Linked DNA regions of Homo sapiens: region 1 is linked to region 2. Evidence: read pairs that join two places in POLR2A ChIA-PET (ENCODE). Cell type or tissue: Panc1. All regions are shown on one strand. Links, peaks and the distances in the headings refer to the core of each region. The heading gives the core; the rest is flanking DNA. Region 1 overlaps MAP3K1 (mitogen-activated protein kinase kinase kinase 1). Region 2 has its middle 87 kb from the start of IL6ST-DT.

The links. ChIA-PET counts read pairs that join two places held together with the same protein. Peaks named below come from ENCODE experiments on the same cell type or tissue, not always from the same donor. Only the 100,000 strongest peaks of a DNase experiment are listed, where the experiment ranks them.
Region 1: POLR2A ChIA-PET joins it to region 2 with 12 read pairs; 2 of 35 experiments call an interaction of 5 or more read pairs at or near these places.

The regions. Positions count from the first base shown.
Region 1 is chr5:56,871,398-56,883,305 of GRCh38, reverse strand. MAP3K1 (mitogen-activated protein kinase kinase kinase 1) reads right to left here. Exons shown (of 20, transcript NM_005921.2): 7 at 11,275-11,396; 8 at 10,584-10,665; 9 at 10,301-10,481; 10 at 7,996-8,274; 11 at 4,205-4,326; 12 at 2,504-2,595; 13 at 2,034-2,223; 14 at 440-1,736. Among named protein-coding and RNA genes, the nearest start is that of SETD9, 32 kb to the left of the region's middle. RefSeq lists enhancers at 1-944, 2,743-2,912. In Panc1, for the core only: no CTCF peak of the experiment used is centred there; a DNase peak (open chromatin) is centred at 6,755.
Region 2 is chr5:56,075,616-56,088,080 of GRCh38, reverse strand. No RefSeq gene overlaps it. Among named protein-coding and RNA genes, the nearest start is that of IL6ST-DT, 87 kb to the right of the region's middle. RefSeq lists enhancers at 4,590-5,251, 7,715-8,479, 9,789-9,868. In Panc1, for the core only: no CTCF peak of the experiment used is centred there; no DNase peak of the experiment used is centred there; H3K27ac peaks cover 286 bases.

The DNA of each region.
Region 1 (11,908 bases), core at 44-8,043, 800 kb before region 2:
ACAAACATTATTGTTGTATAAGTAATAATTTTATGTGGAAAACTCTGCTTCTGAATGTTAGAAGCAGCATTTCTGAATTAGGTTTATTTTAGTATGGTCCAAGGAAGCTCTCTGTGAGACAGTGTCTTGCTCTGTCATTCAGGCTAGAGTACAATGGTGTAATCACAGCTCACTGTAGCCTCAAACTCCCAGGTTCAAGTGACCCTCCCCACCTCAGCTTCCTGAGTAGCTGGGACCCCAGGTGTACACTATCATGCCTGGCTAATTTTTAAAATTTTTTGTAGAGACAGGGTCTTGCTTTGTTGACCAGGCTAGTTTCGAACTCCTGTGCTCAAGCAATCCTTCGGCCTCAGCCTCCCCAAGTGCTGGAATTCCAGGTATGAGTCACTGTGCCCAGCCCCAAGGAAGTTTTCTAACCTCTTAAAGAATCTATACTTACATCCTGTTGAATAATGATGATATCTTCTCCATTTTCAACCTGCAGCTGAGGAACTATGGGGAGGGCATCCTGAGACGCTGACATTGCCATGGCAATTGCTAAAGCTTCTTCTTCTTCAGCTTCCATCTTCTCTTTGCACTTTTGATTATGATTCACATCATCTTTGTAGGTATCATCATTTTCAGCCTTTTCAGGAGACAGGACAGCAACTTCTGACTTAAAAGTTACTGTTGTATCACTTGAAGGCATAGATGCTTCAAGAAGGTCCTCAATACTGGAGTTGAGCTCTGTATTGACATCTAATCTGCATTTCTCCTCTACTGGGGTGAACACTGTCTCGTCACTGGGTATAACAGCATTACTACTATTGCTGCTACAGCCAAAGCTGTCATCACATTTGGAACTACTGTTCAGATCAAGTGTCATGCTATTTTTTGAGGGATCTCCCTGTTTACTTGTATTACCTGGGGTAGGTCTAGATGGCTTTGGCCTGTGTATGTTACTGGAGGGCAAGGGTCTTGACTGAGTAAAGACTGGGGAAAGTTTATCTGAGTCTTTGTTTTCAGGACAGTTTCTGTGGAATTGTAGAGAAAACTTGCGCTGTGTTTGAGGAGATGCAGAAGGTATTCTGCAGGGAATGAATCCCTGAAGTCTATGCTTAGAGACATCTGTTGCAGTGCCAGCTGGTACAGATGGGGTAGAAGAAGAAGGGGTTGACAAGGCTGGAAACATTAATTGGGAATGATGAGATAAAGGAGAGGAGTTCAAACACTGACTGTGGGGTCTGCCTTTTGTTTGAACCATTGGCTTTGGTTGCTCTGTTGTTGTTGTTGTTGTTGTTGTTGAACTAGAAGGTCCTACTGAAATGCTGGCCAGTCTCTCAGAAATGTCCTCTGAACTGGCACTCAATTTTGTAGCACATAATCCTTTTCCAGTTTTCTCTAAATGGACTGTGCACTCAGGGGAACTGTTCTCTGTGGTTTCCAGATAGTTGTTGGGAACAGATGCCTGCAAGAAGCTGTCCTGTTGACCATCCAAAGTGTCTTCTACGCCCAACTGGATGGCTTCGGCAATTTCCACCTCATCTGCAATAGCCATCAAACGGCGACGCATCCTGGTGAAGTGAGTGGAACTGGAAACACTCAGCATTTCTAACAGTTTTGAAAACACATGGGGTACTGTAGTAACCATTCTTGCAGAACTCAAGTAGATCCTTCTGGAAAGTTTGCCAACCATTGAGTGGGAATTATCAATGGACTGCAAAGCAAAGGTTAAGAGGGACAGCAGCTTCTTATACCTGAAAGAAAAAAACATTCATTACCATATAAGTTCCAATTACTGAAAAATACATGGAAACTTAAAAAATGGTAGTAATTTACAGCATGTATACTTCAAAAACCATTTCAGCATAAAGTATCTATGAATTTTTAATTAAAGAGCCCAGACTTTGGGTTTTCATATGTCAATCAAATATTAAGGTATCAGCAACCTATTCATGCTCTGAGTCTTTCAAAAATCTAAAATGTGTCATTCTTGAGGAGGGTGTAGGGAGGGTAGGAAGATACAAGTAATACATTTTCAGAAGAAAAATTACCTGATTTCAACAGGCTCAGCTTGTGAAACATCAGTACTGACAATATGAGGATAAAATTCAGCAGGAAATTCCAACAACAGTCTATCTATAAGACAAAGGCGGCCAAGAAGTTCTTGCCAATTGTTTGATTCAGTTTGGTTTCCAAGAATACAATTTAAGACATAATCAACACCACCAATACCAATGGATCCTACAAAAAGGAAAGTAAAAATAAATGATTAAAAAATAGTGATATTAAAATCTAAAACAAGACATGATTAAATGGTGTAAGGCCAACAAAAATATTCTGAACTATTTTAAAGAATTTCTCTCTCAGAGTAATTCACATTTCTAACTGTAACACAGTGAATCAATTTATAAAATTACTTCAAAATCCTGTAAACTGCCTCATGAGAGATTATGAGATTAGACAAGGCTGCTCAGGAACATGATAAAATATGCTATATTCCTTTTAAGTGAAAAGTTATTACCAGCTTTTAGTATTTCTCTGCCAACTGCCAACTCTCCTGCTTGGCCTTTGCACAGTTCCAACAGTGTTGATATGGACAGCTGACTTGTGCGGCTAAAAACAAAGGAAAAGCAACATCAATCCTGGATCTTGGCTAAAACACTATACAATATTAGAGGAGTAATGTAATGCCTTGTGAAAAAGTGGAGAAATAATGTTTTCAGGAGTGTTTACTTTTCCACCACTAAAATCATATTAACAATGTCACCATAAGTAGTAATATTCATTTATTAGGTCTAATTTCGTAAATTTAACATATCCCCTATGTTAAGCACAGAATTTTCAACAATGGCTCTTTGCAAGTACTGATTTAAATACCAAATCAGATAAAAGTCTTATATTTTGTTAAAAGAAAAAACAAGGACCTTGATATTTTGATTTCTGAACTTTCACTAAGAAGCTCTTGAATTAAAAACAAAACCTTCCTATCCAAAAACCCTCCATTTCCTTACATAGCCAAAATGAGGTCTGAATATTATAAAATCTCTCTACAGTATTTCTTATGTTCAGTCATTCAGGTGACCAGGTAAACAACCTAAGTTTGGAGTTTCAAAAAGTGAGCAGCATAACAAATACCATGAGAACACTGAATTCTCAGAAATATACCTATTCTAATATTTAAAAATGACATTTTTCCTATGCATTTTGCAAATTACTTGTTAATTTGCAATATTTTACAGATATACAATGTTTTCTCTAAGCAACAAGGAAACATCCAATATTTTCAATCTATAGAGAAAACAATAGAGGCAAAAGACAGACTTCATGATATGAGAAATTCGTTAAAGGTAGGTACCTAATTTTTGAGATCCTGTGCAAACTAAGTCATTATGACTTGCAGAGGAAGAGAAAGGTTGTACTGAGAGAACTCTAAATGGGTGAAATGGAAGAGGCAACAGAAGGGAGATTCAACACTTCTTGCTAACCAAGATCTGCTGGGATAGAAAGAAATAGGAACTACCAAATAACTGTTCACAGTAGCTGTGATTATTAAATGAAAATTGATCTTTTCCTCCTATTTTATGGAAGGGGAAAATAAAAGAGAACCATTGGTCTGAAAAAAGCATGGCTTGTACTCATCTTTACTGTCATTGTACCTCAATTCTCTACTTCATATTTTTCTTTCCAGTTAGGGTTATTCTTGTTCCCTGTCAATTTTTAAGGATATTGCAGGAATATAAAAAATCTAAAAATTTTTTGACAAAACTGTCATAAGTAGAGTAAAATTCCACTACACTGAAAATGAGATGGATTTGTTAATTTTTTATCCTGATAATAAGGCATATGCAGGTGTAATGATCTTACTGGTTCCTATTCTGTGTAACCCATACTCTAATATGAGATTATAACTTATAGATATAAATGTCAACTACTGTTCTTATCGACTGGTCTTCAGATTATGAATGTTACTAAAGAGAGTAAATCACAATACAATAATGTGGAGATCCATGCAGTTTGTTTGCCTGGCTTTTACTTGCCAGTAGTTCTTTCCGCCAGTCCTTAAGAGCTTTATGCTGCATTTTCATTTTAAATCTCACATTAAAAGACAATGTTCAAAGACTCATTTAATAAAATGTATCAGATATTCACACTAGGTGTGAGGCTTGCTGCGAGGCACTTTTAAGACAAGAGGGTTTGAAGTGATTCATCAATAAAGCCTTACCTATTGGCATCTGCACATTTGACTAGGATGGTGTCTACAACTGGCTGGAGAAGTCTCTGAAGTTTGATTCTTTCCGCTAAACTGTGGCAAGGAGTATATACCAGCATGGCTCTCAATGTTTTCTAAGGAAAAAAATCTGAAGGTCAGTTTATGTACACTTAAAAAGCATCAGAGATAATGGCCTAATTTGAGACAATTTGAGCAACAAAATAAGTAGACAGGAATGGATTATAACCCATAGAATAAAATAAGAATTCCATGCTTCTGTAATAATACAACTAACTAACAAAATAAATGAATGGGGCAGGAAGGAATTTTCTGAACTCTTTTCTCTGCAATTTTTAAAAGTCTGAATTCATTTCAAGATGAAAAGTTAAAAAAAATTATTTTAAAAAAGAAAATGAGAACAGGCGCCAACCTGAAAGAGCTCCCAATGGTCAAGGCTGGAATAATTAGAGCAACAAAACAAATGATGGTAGTACTGGGTTGCAACCCACAGAACAAAATGAATACCCAGGAGCCTACACCAATACAAATTAAAAATTGAATAGGTATATAAACAGAGAAGCTCTTCTTTATAGAATAATTCCAATTAATTAATGTAGAAGGAATGAGGAAAATAGAAAATCACCACTAGAACACCATTTTTTAAATTATACTTTAGTTGTGGGGTACATGTGCAGAACGTGCAGGTTTGTTACATAGGTACACACATGCCATGGTGGTTTGCTGCATCCATCGACCCGTCATCTACATTAGGTATTTCTTGTAATGCTATCCCTCCTCTACCTCCCGACCCCCGACAGACTCCAGTGTGTGATGCTCCCCTCCCTGTGCCCAAGAGAGCACCATTTTTAATGGTGTAGTAATAACTGCTATAGGCAAGATCCACAAATGCTTTTAAAATCAGTGGACAAAATTTTGAGGTGAAATAGGGTATTTGCATAATCTCAAAGTAACTCTCACAAGATATTTAGGAATATTAACTTTACAGCAGGGAAACTTGGTAGACATTACCTTAACTGACAGCATCACCAATAATAAAAGCCATGGGCATATGTACCCACTGATATGATGCACTAAGAAAGGCCTGTCACCTCTGTGGCGTTCTTGTGAAAAATACGTAACTTCCATCTAATCATGAGAAAACATCAGATAAACCCAAATTGAGGGATATTCTACAAAATAACTGGCCAGTAAACTTTGAAAGTATCTGTCAAGGTCATTAAAAACCAGGAAAGGCTGAGGAACTGTCATGGATGAGAAGACATTAAGGGGACATGGTGACTAAATGCACTGTGGGATCCTGGATTGGATCCTGGAACAGAAAAAAGACAACAGCAGAAAAACTGGTGAAATCTGAATAAAGTCTGCAGTTTAGCTATGAAGGGCACTGTTGGGCAACTGAAGAGATTTGAGTATGAACTTTATAGTACAAAACAGTATTGTGATTAATGTTAATGTGCTGACTGTATATGGAAGAATAAATGGAATTATGTATTTGGTTTTAAGAGACACATATTTAAGTGTCATGATGCTGCAAAAAACTCTCAAACGATTCAGCAAAAAAAAAAAAAAAAATTATATATGCAGAGGGAGGGAGAGGAAAAAAAGGAAGAGACAGAGGAAGGGGAGATAAGAGAAAGGGAAAGGGTGAGCCTTAACAGCAGGAGCCATTTCTGCCTCCATGGAGCCTGGTATCCTTTATACAATCTTTGTGCTCTAGGATCTCATAAGCTAGTTGGGAAACAGTCTGAACTTAAGAAGAAACAACCACAACAGTAAGGCAGTTACGGTGTGTACAAAAAGAGTAACACAGCAAAGGCTTTGCAGAAAAGGAACTAGCAAAAAGAGGATTTTATTTAGTCAAGTATGCCTGAAGGTTTGTGTTGGAAAATACTAAGTAAGAGGCAAAATATTGGGCCAATTGGTCTTTATTCTATAGTATGCTGGTCCCTCCAGATGCTACATGAAAAAACAAGGTGTAGCAAAATAACTCTGGGAAACAATGCATTCTATCCTTTGATCCTTTAGGTTCACAATGTACATTAGCTTACTGAAGGATCCTAGAAGCCTTTCAGTCAACAGACCTAGTTATCCTTGTGTAATCCAGTGTTCACCAATCTTAACTGAATACGGGATTCTTTCTTCAGGGAACTTTTCACAACCCTGCCAAACTTCCACAGAATATGCTTTAGGAATGTCAAAGAAACAGAAACCTCTAAAGGTTTCTAAATGATTTGGGGGATAATCCAAGTTGTGTTTAAGAAATAATGATAACTATTATATAATATTAAATGTTCTTACAATGTGCCAGGCATATGGTTGAAAGTTTCTACATAATCTAATTTCAAACCTAAAAGGTATTTTCATTATTTTATGGGTGAGAAAACTGAAGTTTATTTAAGAGAGGTTAAGTAACCTTCATAAAGCCATCGTGCTAGTAAAAGGGAGAACCAGAATTTGAATCCAGGTCTGTCTCTATGATCTTGATCATGTGTTCAGATTGCCTAGGCTAGTCCAACTTTAACCAGCACATTATGCAAGCATTGTGGTTGGAATGATAAATTATGAGATCACTCAATTGTGACTCCAAACCCATGTTCGTAACTGTCATGCTGTATTACCTGTCAAGAAGATTCATTAGGCCCAATCGGTAGAGGATGCATTAGAAAAAGACTGAGGGAGGAAGCCTACAGACTGCTCATGAATTTTAAGAACAGACTAGATAAGAATTAAAGTAGTGATTCTGAATTGGGGGCAGTTTTGACCACTGGAGACATTTGGCAATGCCTGGAGACATTCTTGGTTGTCATAACTGGGGGCATGATCGGGTGGGGGTGGGTTTGCTCCTGGTATCTAATGGGTAGAGGCCAGAGATGCTGCCACAGTACACACATGACAACATCCCTGGCCCTCCCCCCACCCTCCAACAAATAATTATCTAACAAATGTTAATAGTACTGAGGCTGAGAAGCCCTAAAGAGACATATACGCAGAATGGAGAAAGTCCAGTTAGTCTCCTAAATTACCTCCTTGTCACTCTATTCCACCCATGAAAGAACTTTTAACAGGTTAAACTGGAAAACAACTCAATGATCTATGTCATGGAACCCTTTTCTTTGAAAAGGCTTTTGAATCTCCACATGACAATGTTTATTAAAAATCAATCAAAATGTTTATTAAAAACATATCTTCCTTAATATCTGATAAATTTTTTAAAAAATCAGAATAACGTTGATGACTCTGCCATCCCAAAAAGCATTTTTAATTTGGTCATGTATAAGGTATCTGCTCAGAAAAATGTACAGATATGAACAGCAAGACATTAAAAAAATCTTTAAAAATTAGCAAGCTTGTCTAGCTCACCCTATTTGTTGTTGTTCTGTTTTGTTTTGTTTTGTTTTAGGCTTTAGCAGCCTGAAGCCATGGTTTTTAGTCTGTCTCTAGTGGTAAGTGGAAAAGGAGGATGAGGAAGGAGCTTTACTGGCCCAAACAGAAACTAAGAAACCATGACTATATTCTCTCCCTTGGATACCCCTGCAAAGCCTTTAAAACAATGAAACTAAAAAGTAAAACAGTTATATAAGAAACCTTGGACATCATAAAAATCAGTAAAATTCAAATAAACAAAACAAAAGCTGTAATTTCCTGGAATTATGGAATAAAAATAAAATTTGGATTTTCCAAAATTAGGTAAAGTAGCTTTATTGTATCTTAAAAACACTATCTACGAACCATCAAAAAACCCCAAACCCATAATGATATGATTATGGAATAAAGCTACTTACTAAAGCAGCAACGTACACTTTGTAGACAGGGTCAGCACAGACCATTGACAGAACGCTGCAGCATGCCTCCACCACATCTCCTGAGATACTGGTCTGGGAAGACCCACTGGTGGCTCCCCCACTCGGGCTGCTTCCACTGCTGCCCCCAGAATTTCCAGTGCTCTCCCCATTTGCCAACAGCAGGGCCCCACTGACATCATGGGAAAGACGCCTGAGGGCCATCTCTCTCACATTCCAGTTTCTAGAAAATAAGCAGCCAACGAGTTCCATTCCAAACACCTGTATCAAACACACACGATGAATTCAATGTAAAGAAAAGCTTATGGACCCAGAGCATTTTGAGTTTAGCATCATTTTTGATTACTACGTAAAAACTGGACATTTCTGAAATCTTTACCATCCTTCACAACTTCAAATATATCCAGCCACTTAAGCATCATAAGGAAGAATTTTATACTCAAGTTTAACTGATAATTATCCAAAGTCATTAATATTTATTAGCTCAGGTAAAATTAATAATAAGCTCCATTAAGTCACTAGATGGCTATACATACATTCTATGCCTCTACTGTCCCACATGCTTACCAAAACGCCAAAAAACTGTGAAAACCTCAACTCTGTATTCATATTAAGGTAGTTTAAAGAGAAAAACTGGAGCAAGATTAAGAAAACAAACAAACAAACAAAAAACAAATCAAAAAAAGCACCAGGAGAAGGTTTCAAGAGATATAGAGTATTTCTCTTACAGACAAGAGCAATAAGCAAAACACATTTAATTGGTTTTTGTCTGTATAAAAAGGTTTAAAAAACTAGACAAAACAGGTAGGACTGTAAAACGAATGGAGTGGACAAATCAAACAACTGAAGAAAAAATGCTTGTGTTCGAGTAAGCAAAGGATAAATGTAGACGTAGAATTATAGTATATGCTGTTATCGTCGTCAATACCATGCCCCAAAAGCCAGAGTCCCTACAGTGAGGAAAGGGTGAATGGTCTTGACATTATGGGCCAATTAGCTAAAAGTAAGCTTAATACCTAAGATAATTCATTATGTGAAAAATGCCTAAATATTAAAGATGAATAAACACAACTTTTGAAAAACAGATCATAACATACTTATTTACATATGTTTTGTTATAAAGGGATATTATGGGAGAATGAACCAACTAGAATATAGTGAGCTTCTGGTACTGTTAAGTAGTGTACCACTACCTATGTTTTAACTGTCTTACCTAACATGCTTAATAAAAAGCTAGGAATGTAGAGCCTAGTCTGACCTAAAGCTTAGGCAAAACAAACTAGACCATATGCTTGAAAGAATGAACTCTAACAGCTCAGAATCAACTTGAGAGTTCTTTGATGGGTCATGAAAGGGCAGGTGAGGGCCTATGTTCATTAATAGTTCATTAAATTTCATTAATGAACTAGGTACAAGAATGTGTTTAATATTTTTGCAGATTTTATTAGATTCATAAATGGGTTGCTAATATGCTAAGAGAATTCCAAAGCTGCAGGACTGTAATGGTCACAAAAGAAAAATGTAACAAATCCTAATGATATATAAGCTCAATGTGTTAATGCACCTGTTCACAAATTTAATTCAACAGAATTTAACAGATTATTGAAAATAATTATTTTACTTTATTATTGTCTACTGGAGACCCGTCTGGTTTTAGATCCTACATTTAAAAAATAATAGACTGAGCATTCAACAACCAAGAAAATCATTACAAACCAACTGACAAAAAAGCCCTACTTACTGAGGATGAAAAAACATTCAATCAGAAGAGATGGTAAAGGGATGGGAAACTGTTCTTACAAATAAAAATGATGAACTCAAGGTAACCATCACATATTTTTTTCTTATTCATCTCCTCTGCAATTATTAAGCACCCATTGTATGCCATTAGGATATGAAAAGAGAAATTAATTTTAAATGGCAGCAAATAAGAAACATGATAAAAATTCTTGGCAGGCACGGGGATTAAACATTGGGAAAAGTTAGCATTGAAGGGTTCTGGTTTCTATCCTTCTATCCTTGAATAACCCCGTATGTCCGTTAGTTCAGGAAGAGATGTTTCTAGATATGTGAAGTGAAACCACAAGAAGTTTTGAAGTTGAAGCTGTACAATAAGCAGTATAGTATTAATACCAAAAGTAACATTAAAATTTCCAGTGGAATGAAGGTCATGATGGAGGCAAGTAAAAGTGTTTTTTTAAATTATGAACAACTGAGGGAAGGAGACAAATACATTAATTGATCTATAAATATTTCTTTGAGAAATGAAAAACAAAGAACTACTTACCTGAATCCATGGCTCAGCTAAATCTTTGTAAGCAGGAGGGATTTGCTGAGTTCCATAATGAGTAAGGTTAAAATTGCTCTCTTGATTCCTTCGTGATCCAGCCAAAGGCTGCTGCTGTACGGTTTGCTGCTGTGCAGCTCTGAGGGAAGAAGGGGAATCCACAGGACTTGACAACTCGTGGCTAAAATGAAAAATAACAAAACTTGCTTTAAAAAAATTAAGACAAACCACACTGAGAAATTTTTAAAAATTAAACATATCCGTATCATTTCAAAATTATTACCTGTAGAAATCATGAGATCTCCACTTAGATCTACAAAGGGGACATATTAAAGGTTCTCTATTTCTTCTACACTCTTCTGCCCCTGAAAAATTACAGAAACAAAATCTTACAAAAATGTAAATGTTTAACATTATTTTTATTTCATAACTGTTTATAATTATAGAATTTATATAGAAGGAACCTCAAAAATAATCTAATTAAATGTTTATCTGAAAGCAAGTAAACACAGCAGGTTAAATGATTTTGATTTGCAAATGCTATTTTATTCATTCTGATAACATGTACTCTGCTTACTATTTTTCAAAACATTCTGCCCTGTTTGACTACCAGGTAAAGTCCTTCCAAACCTTACTTTGATGCTAGCCTTTCTGTAATGCCTGCCCAGGTCTTCTTCCACCTCCTTCCCTTCATGTATACCTTCCAGATTGAAATTGTTTCTAATTCTGTGCACTTCTTCCATTATCACATATGTCACACACACTTTATTGCATTTCTTTGCTCACACAGGTCATCTCCTAAAGATCCTACATTCCCATTTGTTGAAAACTTTTCACATAGGACTTAGGACTTAGATATACTTTTTTTATTCTCTCACCAATTTCCCCTCAAGCCATGTTACACTCTTAAATAACATAGTTAGCTCAGAGAGCAACTGTGTTGAGTAAGCATAGGGAGAAAAAGAGCCACATACAAATTGACATGCAGTGGTGGTGCAGCTTGTTCCTGCAGCCGTCTTCACACACTGTAAGACTTTCTTCATCAAGCATGCCCAACAAGCAAATAGGACACATCTGTTCCTCTTCATCCTTTATGCTATAGAAAAGGGGAAGAAAAAGTATTAAGCATAAAAGAATATAAAGTAGAACGGATATGCTAAAAACACTTTCTGCTTGCTTAGAATATAAATACATTAGAAATTCTTAAGAGCATCTTATATAACTAAGAGATACATATTTACACTATTAATATACAGTAATTTAAAATCAGATTAACACACGAGTATTTATAGATTGTAGGTGTGAGTTAACCTTCTTTGCTATGAAAACAATTCAATACACAGACTGCAATCTTAGAAAGAAACATTTGTATCCCCCAAATTCTGCTACTGTACCTTTTGAATAGACCAACAGGTTTGACTATGTATAAAAATACACTACATGGTACCAGTTTCAAGATTTTAAGTACTGGCGGACCTTAGAGCTCAAAGATTCCACATCCTAAATTTAAATGCCTATTTCAGAAATTTCTGGTGGCAGTATGAACTGATCCAACTTTCCCAGAAATGAATCTAGGAACACATCACATTTTAAGTGTACACAATCTTT
Region 2 (12,465 bases), core at 2,898-10,897:
AAAGTGCTGGGATTACAGGCGTGAGCCACCGCGCCCGGCCTATTCTCTTATCTTATTCTCTTAACTTCTAGCTCAGGTTTGCTTCAGGCTTGGAGCCCTGCAGTGGAGGACTAGGTATCATTGGCTTCTTCTCTCCCCATCCACCTCCTCTCCAACTCGCAAGCAAATGTTTTAGACCCTCAGGGTCAGACCCAAGGAGCAAGGGGAAGAGGGAGAAGGGTGTAGTCTCGCAAGGCCAGTAGAGTTGCGCTCTGGCCTCAGTGCCCTGCAGGTGCCAGGCACAGCAATGCTGCCTCTTTCTCCAATGGGACTTTTTTTTTTGAGATGGAGTCTCACTCTGTCACCCAGGCTGCAGTGCAGTGGCGCAGTCTTGGCTCACCGCAACCTCTGCCTCCCAGGTTCAAGCGATTCTCCTGCCTGAGCCTCCCTAGTAGCTGGGATTACAGTGTGGCCACCACACCCGGCTAATTTTTTTTGTATTTTTAGTAGAGATAGGGTTTCACCATATTGGCCAGGCTGGTCTTGAACTGTTGACCTCAAATGATCCACCCGCCTCGGCCTCTCAAAATGCTGGGATTACAGGCGTGAGCCACCATGCCTGGCCTCCAATGGGACTTCTTAAAAAGCATCTTGGCTGGGCGTGGTAGCTCACTCCTGTAATCCCAGCAACTTGGGAGGCCAAGGCAGGCAGATCACCTGAGGTCAGCAGTTAGAGACCAGCCTGGCCAACACAGTGAAACCCTGTCTCTACTAAAATTACAAAAATTAGCCGGGCATGGTGGCACATGCCTGTAATCCCAGCTACTAGGGAGGCTGAGGCAGGAGAATCGCTTGAACCTGGGAGGCGGAGGTTGCAGTGAGCCAAGATCGCGCCATTGCACTCCAGCCTGGGCGAAGAAGTGAGACTTTGTCTCAAAAAAAAAAAAAAAAAAAAAAAAAAAAGATCATCTCACTTGGCCGGGTTCGGTGGCTCATGCCTGTAATCCCAACACTTTGGGAGGCCGAGGCTAGCGGATCACCCGAGGTCAGGAGTTTGAGACCAGCCTGGCCAACATGGCAAAGCCCTGTTTCTACTAAAAGTACAAAAATTAGCCAGGTGTGGTGGTGTGCACCTGTAATCCCAGCTACTTGGGAGGTTGAGGCAGAAGAATCGCTTGAACTCAGGAGGCAGAGGCTGCAGTGAGCTGAGATCACAACCATTGCACTCCAGCCTGAGTGACAGAATAAGAGACTCCGTCTCAAAAAAAAAAAAAAAAAATCATCTCACTCAATCACCCATGCTGGGAACAATTCCTCTCTGGCTGGCAGCTTACGTCTCCCACTAGTCCCTAGATTCTGACTATTCGTGCTTCTGTTGGGGCCCTTTCTCTGTTCTGAAAGTTTTCTTGGGCAAGATTCATTTTAAGATGATATTGGTTCCTATTTGGTGTTCAGGAGATAGATATGCACTATTGCAGCTTGCTCCTGAGACACCTTCTTTACTCCCAGGTGAGTCTCTCCTGATGGTCATCTCTTAGAAACCCCTCTCCGGCTGAGGTTGGTGGTAGGCGGGAAGTGGGGGCGGGGGAGGACTTGAAACTTCTCTGGAGAATGAGGGGGAAAGGCCCCAGGAGTCCAACTTAACCCAGGGCTTTCCCTCCATCAACTTTTCAACTTCCCAACCTCACAACTAGTTCATTTGAAGCCTAGAGGGGATAATGGGCTAATTGGTTCATACCTCCTAGCACCTACTCTTTCATTCTTTTTTTTTTTTTTTTTTGAGACGGGGTCTCTGTCGCCCAGGCTGGAGTGCAGTGGCGCCATCTCGGCTCACTGCAAGCTCCGCCTCCCGAGTTCACGCCATTCTCCTGCCTCAGCCTCCCGAGTAGCTGGGACTACAGGCGCCCGCCAGCACGCCTGGCTAATTTTGGGGGGTTTTTTTGTATTTTTAGTAGAGACGGGGTTTCACCATGTTAGCCAGGATGGTCCTGACCTCATGATCTGCCTGACCTCGTGATCTGCCCACCTCGGCCTCCCAAAGTGCTGGGATTACAAGTGAGCCACCGCGCCTAGCCCTACTCTTTCATTCTTGATGATACTCACAAACAGGTAAGCAGCTGAACCCCAGAGAAATGTAAATTTCCAAAGGGACATTTGTCTTCAGTTATAACCAAGATTTCACATAAAACAACTCTACAAGCTCTATTTAAGAAACATTTGAATACTTTGATTTTATTCCAATTCAAACATTTCTAGGGGAAAAAAAATGTTTGACGACCCAATTTTGAGTTTATATGATTCCACTGAATGCGTTTTTAGTTTAAGAATAAAAAGTAACTAAGATCTAGTAAAATAAAACAAAATAAAAATAATGTTTTGATTTGGCTCAGGATATTAATTTTGTTTATTCAGCTTTCAGTTCAGATCCTGACTATAGCATTGACCTTATTGACACCTTTCTCCTTGGTCTGAATGGTGGTTTAAGTAAGAAGCTTTGCATCGTACAATTTCCTCTCTATGAAGATAGAAGTGGAGTAGCTTAATCCAGGGAGCCTGGCTGTTCCTGTTAGGTCTCTGCATATTGTTCTATGGTAAGTGTGGGAAAGGGCCCCGTAGATGTCAACCACAAAAGTCAGATGTGTAAGATACAATATTATTTACAGCCTCTGTCAGATATGCTCAAAATATCAGACATATAAACATCTATTTGCTCCAGGAAACCATTGAAAATTCCACTAACTCATAAATAATGACTTCACTGTGCCCTACAATGACCTCCTTTTACCCAGTACTAGCAATTGCATTCCCGCAAGCAAACCAAAAGACAGCTTAGAGATAAGAAACAAGTAGACCAGCTCAAAAATTTTAAAAACAACCCCTAAACAAGTACCGTTGTTAAGTGATGCTAATTTTGCATTAACATTTCCAGGCATCTAGTGAATGGTTAGATGCATATTGTCAACATATATCAAGGATAACCGGGAAACCTATCGCCCTGAGGTCAGTGTTGCTTAGTATCAGTGATTAGTCCTTGGGGCTTTTATGTACCAATCCCTGGAAAAGTGATTTCAGTTTTAATCACCACTGGAATAAAAGGAGGAAACAAATGAAAGTGACCTTATTTCAATATCATTTCAATGGAAGAAACAAGGAAGTGGTTTGTTTGGCTTCTATCCCTATCCCTGGAAAATGGAATGGCCCCCAGTAAAGTGCTGTGTGAATATTATTCTTTATGATGAAAAGAACATGAGGGATCCGGGAGCGCAGGCTCACACCTAAAATCCCAGCACTTTTGGAGGCCAAGGTGGGCGGATCACTTGAGGTCAGGAGTTCGAGACCAACTTGGCCAACATGGTGAAACCTGGTCTATACTAAAAATACAAAAATTAGCCAGGCATGGTGGCCTGTGCCTGTAGTAGTCCCAGCTACTCAGGAGGCTGAGGCAAGAGAATCGCTTGAACCCGGTAGGCGGAGGTTGCAGTGAGCCAAGACTGCACTACTACACTCCAGCCTAAGCAACAGAGTGAAACCTGATCTCAAAAAAAAAAAGAAGAACGTGAGGATAAAAAATTTAATGTTTCAGGACAGACCATGTCATTGAACCACTTTTTCCCCACAAGCAGTGGTTGGAATCACAATCATATATTCAGTAACTATTTGTCTATTTGTGCTGCACACTGTGCAAGGTGTGGGAAATGATCCCATCAACCAGACATATTCCTTTCCTTGGGGGCTTAGAATCATTAGCAGGCAGGCATTGACAATAAAGCATAAGACTTTTGGTAGGGGCCCTGGGAGCACCTAAAATTTAGGAAAGGCTTTAAGAGAGGTCCATATCTCTAACCTGAAATCCAACAAATGAGTTTCAGTTAGCCAGGAAGGGGAAAAGAAAAATTTCAAGAACTACACATAAAAAATAGGGAGATGAGGCTGGGCGCGGTGGCTCACGCCTGTAATCCCAGCACTTCGGGAGGTCGAGGCGGGCGGATCATGAGGTCAGGAGATCGAGACCACCCGGGCTAACACGGTTAAACCCCGTCTCTACTAAAAATACAAAAACAAAATTAGCTGGGCTTGGTGGCGGGCGCCTGTGATCCCAGCTACTTGTTGGGGGTGCTGAGGCAGGAGAATGGCGTGAACCCGGGAGGCGGAGCTTGCAGTGAGCCCAGATCGCGCCACTGCACTCCAGCCTGGGCAACAGAGCGAGACTCCGTCTCAAAAAAAAAAAAAAACTGGGAGATGAGAAGGGGCACTTAGAATAGTACAATTAGTTCAGTATGGCTGAAAGGGGTGGGGATAGGTGTGATGGAAAAAAGACCGAAGAGGCAAGCAAAGAACACAAAATGCAGATCCTTGAAGGTCACATTGAGAAATGTAGACTTTGTCCTGAGGATTACCCTCTATCAAAGAGTTTATGTAATAGAGGGGTGGCGGGGTGACGCGCTCAGATGTGACTGTTTACAGAGGAGGCTGGCTGTAGTAGGAAGAATGGAAAGGAATGGGGCAAAAAATGGAGTCAGGAAGACTAGTTAGGAGGTTGTCAAATTGAGTTGGCGAGAAAGAGAGGAACTCAAACTAACACGGAAGCAGTAAGAACAGACGCGGTGGCAGCCGGGCGCGGTGGCTCCGCCTGTAATCCTAGCACTTTGAGAGGCCGAGGCGGGCGGATTGCTTGAGCTCAGGAGTTCGAAACCAGCCTAGGCAACACAGTGAAACCCCGATTCTACTAAAAATACAAAAAAATTAGCCGAGCATGGCGGCGTGTGCCTGTAGTCCCAGCTACCAGGGAGGCTGAGGGAGGTGAATGGCTTGAACCCGGGAGGCGGAGGTTGCCGTGAGCCGAGATCACCGCTGCAATCCACACTCCAGCCTGGGCGACAGATTTAGACTCCGTCTCCAAAAAAAAAAAAAAAAAAAAAAAAAAAAAAAAAAAAAAGAACAGACTCAGTGGCTCACGCCTGTAATCCCAACACTTTGGGAGGCCAAGGCGGGCGGATTACCTGAGGTCAGGAGTTCGAGACCAGCCCGGCCAACATGGTGAAACCCCATCTCTACTAAAAAATACAAAAATTAGCTAGGCATGGTGGCGCACGCCTATAGTCCCAGCTACTCGGGAGGCTGAGACAGGAGAATTGCTTGAACCTGGGAGGTGGAGGTTGCAGTGAGCCAAGATAGTGCCACTGCACTCCAGCCTGGAAGATAGAGACCTTGTCTCAAAAAAAAAAAAAAAAAAGAAAGTACAGTCTCAAAAAAAAAAAAAAAAAATAGAAAGTACAGTTGTCCTTCCATACTTTCCATATACGCGGGGGATTGGTTCCAGAACTCCACAATTCCATACCAAAATCTGTGCATACTCAAGTCCTGCAGAACCTGCATATATGCCCTCTATGTGAGTGGGTTTCACATCCTGCAAATAATGTATTTTCATTCTGCGTTTGGTTGAAAAATATCCACGTAAAAGTGATCCCCACAGTTCAAACCTGTGTTGTTCGAGGGTCAATTATAAATGGATTTGGAAATAGTCAAGAGATAAAATTGATGGGTCTTGATGATTGATTGGGCATGAGAAATATGGGAGAGGGAAGAGTCCAAGATAACATCAGGACTCTGGCTTGAGCAACAGGAGAAAGGATGGAGCCATCCACTGAGAAAGAGACTATAGTTGGGGAGCAGGCTTGGGAATGGAAATGATGAGCTCTATTTAGGATGTCCGCATTCTAAAATGCTGCTAAGACTTCCATGTGGGGGCCAGCATGGCGGCTCATGCCTGTAATCCCAGCACTTTGGGAGGCCAAGGTAGGCAGATCGCTTCAGCTTAGAAGTTCAAGACCAGCCTGGGCAACATGGGGAAACACTGTCTCTACAAAAAAAAAAAAGAAAGAAAGAAAGAAAAAGAAAAATTAGCCTGCATGGTGGCTCATGTCTGTAGTCCCAGCTACTCTGGAAGCTGAGGTGGGAGGATCACCTGGACCTGGGAGGTTGAGGCTACAGTGAGCCATGATCATGCCACTGCATTCCAGTCTGGGTGACAGAGTGAGACCCTGCCTCAAAAAAAGAAAAAAAAAAGAAAGAAAGACTTCCATGTGGAGATAACAAGTAGACTATTTTTTTTAATTTCCCAAAGATTCTACAATGAACATATTAACAGAAAAATAGCCCACAAAGGATTCTAAGAAGTGTGGTGAAAAGATAGATGTCACCAAACCAAGGAAGACAGTTTCTTTTTTTTTTTTTTTTATTGACAGGGCCTCACTCTGTCACCCAGGCTGGAGTGCAGTGGCACAATCACGGCTCACTGCAGCCTCGGCCTCCCAGGCTCAGGTGATCCTCCCACCTCAGCCTTCTGAGTAGCTGGGACTATAGGCGCATGCCACCATGTCTGGCTAATTTTTTTCAGTTTGTTTTTTAGTAGAGATGGGGTTTTGCCATGTTGCCCAAGCTGGTCTTGAACTCCTGAACTCAAGCAATCCACCCACCTCAACCTCCCCAAGTGTTGGGATTGCAGGCATGAGCCACTCACCCAGCTAGAAGACACTTTCAAGAAGGCCATGGTCACTGGTATCAGCTACTTAGAGCTCAAGTCAGATAATGCTGGGAAAACAGCCTAAAATTGAGCAACAAGGTTGTTAGTGATCTTGGCTGGACCAGTGTCAGAGGAACATTGGGGCAGCAGCCAGATTTCAAGGAGAGTTTCAGGGTGGAGGGTAAGGAAGTGGTGGTGAGTGTGGACACCTGTTTCAATAAACTTAACTGTAACCAAAACAAGTCAGATAAAGAAGTGAATTAAAGGGGTGGGGAAGCTAGGAAGGGTAAGATTTTAAGGATAGAAGACACTTGGGCTTGTTTAAATGCTGATGGCAATGAATCAGCAGCAAGTGAAGCATCAAGAGAGAAAAGGAACTTGCAATGCAGCAATGTCAATGAGGCTGCAAGAGAGATTTAGAGCCTCAGAATTGGCTTTGTCAATGAGATGTCTCTTTCACTATGATGGAGGAGAAGGAGGAAATGATGAATTCCTCTGCAGGTAAGTTTGTGGCAAGAATTTGAGTGAGTTCCTGTCTAGTGGCTTCTAATTTTCTCTTATAAAGTAAAAGAAAAATTCCCCTGATTTAAAAAAAAAAGATATATGTGCCAACTTTACAATCACAAATTATCCCTGATTGTGGTTTCACTTAGGAGTAAAAACAAAACTTGTCATTTAATTGTTCTCTTTCCGTTCTTCAATAGGTAGGTGTTAACACCCAGCCATCAGCTGTGGTCCCAGGTGGTGTCTTAGCCAAGGTCCAGTGAGCAGTGTGGGAACCACACTGCTACTGCTGAATTCCTAGTGCCACCTGGATCACAGGTTTGATTGCTGTATGCTCAGTGAGCCTTCATTCATTGAAACATTGGGGAAGGACAGTGAGAGGAGGGTTTTCTGAAGCTCAAGGAGATCTGGTGGCCCTGGGACAGGATTATTGAAGTGAGTGCTGACCTCAGAGAAGCAGAGGCAAAGGAAAAGGGGAAAAGAACCTAAAGGTCGAAGTCCAGAGAGGGCCAGTGCAGTCTACTCTCAGATTCCCTTAGTCAATTTCCTGAAGCCTACACTGCAGGTTATCCAGAACCTGAAGATGCTAACTAGTTGCCTTGCTCTTTTCACTTAAAAAAAAAAAAAAAAAAGTGTAAGTTCTGTCTTTCATTGTCATTCTCAGCAATCTGCTTTCAAAACTAACCATATAATAAAGTGGTGGCCAAGCTATTTGCCAAAATGCCCCAACCACCAGATCTTTTTTTTTTTTTTTTTTTGAGGCGGAGTTTCGCTCTTGTTGCCTTGGCTGGAGTGCAATGGCGAAGTCTCAGCTCACTGCAACCTCAGCCTTCAGGGGTTCAAGTGATTCTCCTGCCTCAGCCTCCTGAGTAGCTGGGATTACAGGCGCCCGCCACCACGCCCAGATAAGTTTGTAATTTTAGTAGAGACAGGGTATCACCATGTTAGGCTGGTCTCAAACTCCTGCCCTCAGGTGATCCACCCGCCTCCGCCTCCCAAAGTGCTGGGATTACAGGCACGAGCCACCACGCACAGCCCCCAACCACCAGATCTTAAGGAGTAAACAGAGAAACTTCTCCTACTCCTGGCCTTCTGCCCCTACTCTGGGGATCAGGTTTTTGTGTCTCGCAAGGAGGGGGTGCCTTGGGTTCCCTCACCCCCTCCTATACTCACACACATATGGACACACACCCTCCCTAAGCTGCTGCAAAAAGGACAGGCTCAGACCCACCTTACTCAACGTTCTAGAGAAAAAGATTGCCTAAGCTTCCATAGTGACTCTTTCAAAATCAAATATAACGCTCTGATTTTGCCAGCCACTGAAATAAAAGTAGGAAAATAAAGTGGAGTGTGGGGGACAAAAAGGGGAGCCTTGCAGGGAGAGAAAGGAAAAACAAGAAACAGAATTAAGAGGAAGAGCCAGAAAATGAAAAGGTTTAACTGATCCATAAATTGAGAATTTAGTTAAAAGTATAAAGTTCTCTCTTCTCCACTCTTAATTGCCTGTGAAACATTTTACCACGTTCAGGAAGAATAAAATGTGATCTACTCCACCTATAGAAACATAGCTGTTGGAGAGTTTTTCCTTGTAAAAATAAATACACACAAATAGAAATCCAGGCCAAGCGCAGTGGTGCATGCCTGTAATCCCAGCACTTGGAAGGGTGAGGTGGGCGGATCACTTGAGGCCAGGAGATCGAGACCAGCCTGGCCAACATGGTGAAATCCCATCTCCACTAAAAATACAAAAATTAGCTGCACGTGGTGGTGCACACCTGTGATCCCAGCTACTAGGGAGGCTGAGGTAAGGGAATCGCTTGAACCTGGGAGGTGGAGGTTGCAGTGAGCCAAGATTGAGCCACTACACTTTAGCCTGGGAGACAGAGCAAGACTCTGTCTCAAAAAAAGTGAAATCCAGTGAGCCAAAGTAAACAGCTAGACACTCATGTCAAGCTGGAGGCAACTGTCCTTTTAGGGTTTCCAGCCCACACCCCTGATGGCGTAACTCCACTCCTCTTTGTGTTGGAATATTCATGTTTTCTTGCTGACTTTAGCCCAAGTCCTCTGATCTAAACACACAGCTATCTGAACCTTCCCCTTCTCCATTCTCTCCCTGCCCCAGCCTCCCACCCCCTCCCTAACCTATGAAATGAAAAGTAGATCCCTGCTTTTCCTGGCTGATTTCCTGGGGCACCTCAGGCAAGACAATTCTCTATTGACCTTGCGGCAGGGACTACAGCCCCAAACTTACATTTCTCAAGCAAATCAATGGAAACTTCTTTTTTTTTTTTTTTTTACTGGCAGGAGCAGCCACTGGTGCGAAGCATCTGCCTGGAGATCATCAGTCCCAGGGGCAATAGGGTAGGGGTGGTGCTGCTGAATCTAACGTCACTTGGAAAACAGGTTATTTTTCTGGGATGAATTTAAGAGATGTATTGAGTTAGAAGGGGAGGATTTTAACTTCATTTTGAAAAATGGTGGCTCCTGTTTGCTGCTACCCATAATGAAGCCCCGGAGCCCCAAGTTCAAAGGCTTTGACAGCAACTTAAGTGAAGGACCCTGGGGCTTCCTGAGGTTGTTGCTGGCAGCTGTAGGGAGAGCTGTCCAGGCCCTGCTTTATTGGAAAGCTCACACCAGCTGACTGCAAAGCCAGGAAATGGACCTCCAAGCAAAAGATGAGAGAGCATGGGATAGAGGAGCCTTTAGCCTTGGGTTTCAATGCCCTGGGGATTTGCTCCTGGATGATGGGAGCAAAGAGGAGGATAGAAATGGAGGGTTCTTAAGCACTCGGGAGACTGAGGCAGGAGAATTGCTTGAACTCAGGAGGCGAAGGTTGTGGTGAGCCGAGATCGCACCATTGCACTCCAGCCTGGGCAACAAGAGCGAAACTCCATCTCAAAAAAGAAAAAGAAAGAAAGAAAGAAATGGAGGGTTCCTAGAGTGGAGGAGACTCCCACGGTGGTGGCTATGATGTTTCCTTAAGTCAGCTCTACCTTAGGAGTCTGGTGAAGTTTAAATAGCACCATGAAAATGGGACTTTCAAAAGTACTGGCCTGATTTCTTCAATGAGTCAATAACATAGCATGGAGGAAAAGGGGAAGAAAAACTAGAGTCAAAACAATTAAATGCAATGTGTTGCCCCTGAGAAGATTCTGGTTTGAATAAACCAGTTATAAAAGACTTTCTGAGGGCAGTTGATATTTAGGAACTTTTTTTTTTTTTTTTTTTTTTGAGACAGGGTCTCGCTCTGTCGCTCAAGCTGGAGTGCAGTGGCACGATCATGGCTCACTGCAACTTCTGCCTCCCAGGTTCAAGTGATTCTCCTGCCTCAGCCACCAGAGTAGCTGGGACTACAGGCACGCGCCACAATGCCAGGCTAATTTTTGTATTTTTAAAGACAGGGTTTCACTGTTGTCCAGGTTAGTCTCGAACTCCTGAGCTCAAGTGATCCGCCTGCATTGGCCTCCCAAAGTGCTGGGATTACAGGCATGAGCCACTGCACCCAGCCAGGAACTATTACATTAATTAATTTACTTACTTATTTTCCTTTATGGGAACGAGGTCTCGCTCTGTCCCCCAGGCTGGAGTGCAGTGGTGTGATCATGGGTCACTGCAGCCTTGCAGTGAACTCCCAGGTTCAAGTGATCCTCCTGCTTCAGCCCCACAGGTAGCTGGGACTATAGGCGCTCACCACCACACCCAGCTAATTTTTTATTTTTTGTAGAGACAGGGTTTCGTCATGTTGCCCAGGCTAGGAACTATTATTTATTTTATTAGGTGTAATAATGTGTGATAATAATATAGAATACAGTATTATGGTTCTGTGGGGAGACATCCTTATTTTAGAGATGCATACATGAGTATTTAGGGGTAAAACATCATTATATCTGAAATCTACTTTTAAATATTTGGGCAAAAAGAACAGATGAAGTAAATATGGCAAGTGTTGCAATCAAGGGAAATCTGGATAAAGGGGTATTCATTATACTATTCTGTATACTTTCTGTTTATTTGAAAATGTGCAATCTTAAAAGTTACAAATAAACAAAAAAGTCAAGGACAATATAGGAAGATGGGGAAAGTTCCCATACAGGTCCCCGGGCAGATCCCCAACACCAATTTACAGGACTATGGGCCAGGCTCAGAGCCAAGAATGGAGGGATGAATAAAATCCAAGTTGTTTTGTTTTGTTTTTTGGAGACATGGTCTCACTGTCACCCATTGGATTGCAGTGGCATGATCATGGCTCACTGCAGCCTCAACCTCCTGGGCTCAAGCAATCCTCCTACCTCAGCCTCCCAAGTAGCTGGGACTAAAGGTGCACACCAGCATGCCCCACTGATTTTTTAACTTTTTTTTTGTAGAGATAAGGTCTCACTTTATTGCCCAGGCTGGTTTTGAATTCCTCGCCTCAAGCAATCCTCCTTCAGCATCCCAAAGTGCTGGTATTACAGGCATGAGCCACCTCCCCTGGCAAAATCCAGTTTTTTTTTCTTCAGGAGATAACAGTTTATTGTGAAGGGCAAGCAGAACACGTGGAAAAGGGGATACGGGAAAGAGAGTCATCAGAGGAGGTGGCAACCTAGCTTAATACACCCCTGGAGTGGCGTAAAATCTGAGAGGGGGAGAACAAGTTTTCTGAGGGTCTCTGTATAGGGGTCACTGGCCAACAAAACCTTTTCTTTTCTTTTCTTTTTTTTTTGAGATGGAGTCTCCCTCTGTTGCCCAGGCTGGAGTGCAGTGGTGCAATCTCAGCTCACTGCAAGCTGTGCCTCCCGGGTTCACGCCATTCTCCTGCCTCAGCCTCCCAAGTAGCTGGGACTACAGGCACCCACCACCTCGCCCGACTAATTTTTTGTATTTTTAGTAGAGACGGGGTTTCACAGTGTTAGCCAGGACAGTCTCGATCTCCTGACTTCATGGATCCACCCGCCTCGGCCTCCCAAAGTGCTGGGATTACAGGCGTGAGCCACCGCGCCTGGCCTCAACAAAGCCTTTTCTCAGAAAAGACAAAACTGGGTCACCACAAGGTGAAGATGGCCTTAACAGTGACAGAGAGACTGCTGGGCAGGCCCAAAGTTTAAGGCAGGGGCTGGTAGCCCTCCCCAGCCAATCTCTTCACCCATCCTGGTGCCCCACTTTCCTAACCCAAAGGCCCTGGCCTTGAGTTCCAGATCCCTGTTCTGCTTTCAGGAAAGAGCTCCACAGTAAATCTCTACCCCTGCTTGGGGCCCCAGGGTCCAGATATTTTTTCAAACAACACTTAATTCTCCTTAAATGCAACTAATCCACTTCCTATGAGTGCCTTGACCTAACAAGAGGCAGGCAAGACCAGTGAGGAACTAGAGACATTCAAGATCAGCAGGTTAAATATGTCCTCACAGTTCCCAGGCAGCGTTCCCCACAGCCCAGCTCATGATCCAGGACCCTACTGCTTCCAAAAGGAATAACAGAGACAT